Linked DNA regions of Homo sapiens: region 2 is linked to region 1. A link is a loop called in an ENCODE intact Hi-C map of the cell type or tissue named here. Cell type or tissue: GM12878. All regions are shown on one strand. Each heading gives the region's core, and the rest is flanking DNA. Links, peaks and the distances in the headings are about the cores only.

Region 1 (2,934 bases), core at 305-2,804:
AAACCCTTAATGTTCTCCATTGTTGTTTTATTGGCCAGCAGCAAATATTATATACCAGCTAGCCAGGGCCTCGGGGAAAGAGTGACACCTGGAATGCTAGGGTACACAGGGATTTTTTTCTGTGCCGCATTGGGCTATTCCCCTTCTGCTCTGGAAGACCCTCTATGGATCGGTGACTTGAAATCTTTTTGAAAATTTCACTCTTCTTAGAAATGTTCCTCCATTAAGGTGAATGAGCTTACACTAAGATAAGCTTCATTAAAAAAAGAAAAGTAGGCTTATTAGAATTTTTTTAAAAAATAATGAATAAAGAGAAGGAAGGATTAAAATTAACAGCTAAATATAGAAGCAAACTGGAGGCAAAAACCCCAATTCAAAATAACTGTGTTTCCCAGGTCAGATCTACCAAGCTGTGATGAGTTTAGTGAGCCTTGACTGAATCAGTTAAAGTGCCTAGACTGCCCTGCCCAGGTTCTCTTGTCTGATTGGCTCCATATTAGTTCTATATTTCAAGTTGAAGATTCATTAAGCTCCCCCTCCTGCCCAGTCAAGAACATTCTGTACATTTTGTAATGCTAAAGTATATTTATCTTTATCCAACACAAGCAATAAAACACAAAAACCACACATGACAAGATACAACAAAGAAACAAACCTAAACTAAGCTTTAAAATAAAACAACAGCAACAATCATCTGGTTCCTAAAAACACTAACAAAACAAAGCAAAATCCGAGTAGTTTCAAATATCAACAGCCAGAAAATAATACAGTTAAAAAGCTAAAATATTTTCAAGGGTATATTTTCTCTCAAAATAGAGGTGAAGAGGGAGGAAAAAAAGGTCAAATGACCACTAAATACTTGTCCCCAAAACAAATGAACCCTGAAGATTTAAATGAGTAAAAACAGTACCTTATAAGTCACTGGTCTGGTCTACGCACAGCTGTTCCCAGTGCCGACTCTTGTTTAACTGTCCACTGCCTTCAGTTTAAAGTTAATTCTTTTGGCAAAAAAGTACAGAGCTTGTCTGGAAAATGCTGTTTGGACACAAACCATTCCTTTCAAAGCGGTGGTAGCTATATTTAAGTTTTCTTGTAGAAGGGGATATAAACTCTTCCTGTAGCTAATTTTCTTTCTCCTCCTTCTCAGACTTAGTCAGTATCCTCCCATCCCATATATTGAAGAAAGAGACAGAGAGGGGAAAAAAAACCTACAAGGAAATATACCTTAAATAATGTAGTATTTGAGCATTTAGAAACAAAACAAAACAAAATAAGAAATAGGAATCATAGAAAGCTCATCAGGACCTTAAATATAATTTAGCCGGGTGAACCCATTTTGTAGATAAGGGAAGTGAAACCCAGAGAAAAATATGATTTGTATAAGGTCACTCACACGGCTAGTTAGTGCCACAGTTAACAAATAACCAGGTTTCACAACTCCTGCTTCAATGCTTTTTCCACTACACTAACATACCTGAGGGGAAATAGTTTGCCTTTTCCTCTATATCCTTGCATAATAAGCAAAGGAATTGGCAGGGAGCAGTAACACAATTAGGATGTGAGAACTGTCTCAGAGAAAACATTTCCTTTGGATTTAAAATCCTTAATATTGAAACTTTCCCTTTAATCTCCAATTTCTTTGTATATTAGGAAATAATCTTTTCCTTTGCTGATTGTCCAGAATATTTTTACAACTCAGGAGCTGCCATGTTTCAAGGGATGCTAACATTTATTAGTCCTTACAGAGTACTGCTTCAGTAAGGCATGGTGCTGTGACAGGTGGCAGAATAAGTGTTCTACCTAGTATCAGTGATACTACTCCACGGCTCTTAAACTAGACACACATTTGCTATTATCACAAATCCCCACTTTCAATCTATCAAGATTTTTTGAATACACACATTTGGTTTTGATTATTGTTGATTGTATAATTTGTTAAATAAAACAGAGAAGCAACATAACAATTTTCATTGGTGTCTTTCATGTATTTCCTATTTATTGGTGAATAAATTATGTTTTTCTAACTGAAAGAGTGATGTGCTTATTATAATAATTTTTAAAATTACCTTTTTGAAATGTATTCATTCATTCATTCACTTATTTAACAAATATTTATCGAACATTCATAAGATCTATCTCATCCCTCCCACGTGAAATAGTGTAACAGACAAGCAATAGCTTCCTTAGAAAAGTAGGGAATTTTCAAATAAAATCAAAGGGTTTGCATGGGAAGTAAGGTCAATTCTCTATGACTACTTCTGTATTCATTCTCACACTTCAAACATGTGTCCTTGATTTCTTTATATCCTATCGATTGGGTTGCTCCAATCTTAAAACATCCTGCCCAGATCAAGTAAACCAAAATATGAAGTGGCCCACACTGAAATCACTCTGGCCACTATTAATCTTTCCATTTGATCTGGCTCCTTAAATTTTAAAGCAAAATCTTCTTTACACTTTGCAATTCCAAGACACAATGAGAAATGCTCAGATCATTCAAGGCCTATTTTCAAACTGTTACCTATTCTTTAATTCAGAAATGCACTGTTTGGTTTTAATATTTCTCGTCTACTTTTAAGGCATCTACTCTTGCCCTGTTCTTTGGCAGGAAGCAGTATGCTTATGACCAAATAATTATAAAATGTAATTAATATTTAAAATGACAATTAGATTTTCTGGAACACATTTTCCAAAATGTTGAGAAATTAATGGGTATGATAGCACTTTTCTAATGCTGACAAATAAGCAACTGAGATTCAAAACAGAAATGTTGAGAAAGAAATTTTGGAAAACCATGGTTTTTGACACAATGACAGCATCTTATTTTCCTTTTATTCTCATTTGATTATGTCTGTTTGAGCCCTATGCAAAGGTTAAGCAACATTAATATGTCAAATGTGACAAGAGTTGGACACATTGATACATATTACTTGC
Region 2 (2,934 bases), core at 185-2,684, 76 kb after region 1:
AATCAGGGTCAGCTTTCTAGATGTCAGTGTTTTTGCTGTAACCTCACATGGCAGAAGAGGCAAGGATCTCTCTGGGGCCTCTTTTATAAGGGCACAAATCTCATTCTTGAGGGCACTACCCTCATGATGTCATCAACTCCCCCAAGTTCCCACCTTCTAATTTCATTATCTTGGGGGTATTTTGATGTGTTAATGAAGTAGGGGACACTAACTACAAACATTCAGAACATAGAAGAGGGTTGCCCACTGCTGCCAGCCAAGTCAACGTAAAACAGTACTTCATCCTTACTGGGTGTCTAGGACCATCTGTCATCTCATCTCATCTACCCTGAACATCTACCACACTCAATGCAGAGAAAACAGTAGTGCCTTTCACATGACACGTACTAAAAATATTTGTAGAATGGGAAGCTGACTAAATGAATAAAAAACACGTGAATGAATTTCTTACAAGTCTATGGTCTTGGTGACCAGGCAACTTTTAATTATTCTATTTCCACTGCCTTAAAGGATAAAATCTACTTCTTTCATAGCCTCATTTTTATCAACAATGACCCAGTTGTTTTAGTCATAATCTTGGTAGGATCCTTAGTTTCTTTTATATTCATTTTTCTCTTCTCTATTCTTTCCCACAAGTAAATTCTCCTTTCACATGCTTCTCGGTGGGGGTCTCACTTCTGACCTCCACCTTTGCCTTTCTCTGTCCATCACAGCTGGCCACAAAGAGCCTTCCCTGTCACTGTTTTGAGTATATTTTGTATTTCTCAGACCCCTTCATGGGTCACTTATAACAAGTTAAAATTTCTGTTTATGCAATAATGAAAGCTGAAGTGAAATATTCAAAACTGAGTACAAATGATGCTGTAAATTAAACATGCATTTAAATCTTGACAATCTAGTAATATATTCTGCAAACAACCTCATTACAGGACATCAAAACTCACAAACCCCAGGGCGAACGAATGCAAAACAGAAGACAACATTTATACTTTTGTTTCTTGTATTTCATTGAATAACTTATTGACAATTTGTGTAAAAAAGTTTATCAAATTGAAGGGACTAATTTTTTATTGTGTTTCAATAATGTATCTTATAATACTTTAGAGCCTATAAAATATGAATATATGTTAATGTATATGAAAAGATTTCAAAAACACTTTTAAGAAATAAATTTTATAAAATAGCTGTCAAAAATGTTAATTATTAATTAAGTTGATATTTGTTTGCTATGCTGCTAATAAATAACCTAAAACAATCATTTTAAGGTATGCATTATTCTAATTTTAAGAAAGTTGCATCTGTATAAATACAATGTACATCTGTTTCTCTAGGCAGAAGAAGAAAAGTAGAGATTTTTTGAAAACTTGTTTGGCTTCTGTATTTTGTTCTGCGTTTTCACCAAAACATAACAGAATGTACTTCCCCTTTCAAGTTACTACTCTTCCTTTGTCTATATATTTACATATGCTAGAGTCATAAAGAGAGAAGCTTTATTACATGTGTGGGTGTATATATTATATACATATATCTTATAACTAGAGAGAAAGGAAAAAGAGAGACACACATTCATAGGCTGATAGGAATGGAGTAGAGATGAAACAACCTTTCAGAAGAAAAATATGTACCATGGGTTGATGGACTTTTGGACAGTCTTCCTTAGACTCAGGAACTGAGTCCAAATCTCTGGTTATTTTGTTCTCTCAGGCAAGACATGAAGGAAGTGTGATCTGACCACATTGCAGATGGTTTGGATAATCAGCATTCAAAAAAGAATTTTTATTAAATCCATTTACCATATGTTTCCATTAAGCTGGAGCCTCTATTGTATTATACAAACACACATAGTACACACATATCTATATATGAATCTTGATGTCACTAACTCTATACTTTGTGCTAATGTAAGAGTTTACTGGGTTCTTGAACATCTGTCAGGACCACCCAGACAATTCTGAATTGTAAAAAGAAAAAAATTCAGTCAACCAAAATCTGACCAGATAAGACATGAAATGTAAGGACAGGCTTTTGTATTTGTGACAGCTGTCCCAAATTCTTCATTGATTGATGTATTTATTTTACAGTAGGATGCAATCACTGTAAAATAATTGCCATCTTAAGATGCATACGGTACAGTTTTTTTGAAAAGATGCAAACAGCAAAATTGATAACAAAAACAAAACAAGATGATATTGGGTACTCAGGGTGGGAAATGTTGGGAGATGGGTGAGGGAAAAAAGAAGATATATTGGGTGCAGTGTACAGCGCTCAGGTGATGGGTGCACTAAAATCTCAGAAATCACCACTAAAGAACTTACCCATGTAACCAAAACCTGCCTGTACGCAAAAATTATTGAAATAAAAGATTAAAACAAAACAAAAGGCTATGAGGCAAGGAATATAATAAATCGATAATGTGATTAGGAAGATAAAATGTGTTTTATGTCTAGTGTGGCCATACGCAAGAAGAAATATAAGTAGCTGATGGAGGGAGAGATAATAGCAAGTGGTTACTATCACATCTCCTTTCCTATAAACCTTTTCTTTAAAAATTCTGTAATTATAATGACAGAGAGACTAATGAAATACCCAAAAGTTATTCACTTTATTTCTTATAATGAAATATTTCTTCCAATTCCAGATCATCTTAATTCATGAATTTCCAAGGGGAAGGATTTCTCAAGGAATAAATATTGGAAATTATGTCTACATAAAAAATACAACAGTGTGAAACAAACAAAGAGAGATATTTTATTTTTGTTTTGCCTGCTGGAAGATACTATATAAAGGAAAATATACCAGATAAATTTCAAAAATAGAGTGATTTTCCATTTTTTTCTCTAGTGATATCTTACATTCACCATGTCTACTTTACATCAAACTCTTCATAATAAAAGAGTCTTTTTAGTGGAGTCAGTATAAGTTCACGTTTCAAGC

Evidence for each region. Peaks named below come from ENCODE experiments on the same cell type or tissue, not always from the same donor. Only the 100,000 strongest peaks of a DNase experiment are listed, where the experiment ranks them.
Region 2: a loop joins it to region 1, with 4 times the contacts of the local background. A loop is called at or near these places in 1 of 110 quality-filtered maps.

What each region holds. Positions count from the first base shown.
Region 1 is chr4:85,776,942-85,779,875 of GRCh38, reverse strand. All of the region lies in intron 3 of ARHGAP24 (Rho GTPase activating protein 24), which reads right to left. Among named protein-coding and RNA genes, the nearest start is that of MIR4451, 56 kb to the right of the region's middle. In GM12878, for the core only: no CTCF peak of the experiment used is centred there; DNase peaks (open chromatin) are centred at 961 and 1,395; H3K4me3 peaks cover 973 bases; H3K27ac peaks cover 676 bases.
Region 2 is chr4:85,700,715-85,703,648 of GRCh38, reverse strand. The region is part of intron 2 of ARHGAP24 (Rho GTPase activating protein 24); the gene reads right to left. Among named protein-coding and RNA genes, the nearest start is that of MIR4451, 20 kb to the left of the region's middle. In GM12878, for the core only: no CTCF peak of the experiment used is centred there; a DNase peak (open chromatin) is centred at 1,488; H3K27ac peaks cover 1,046 bases.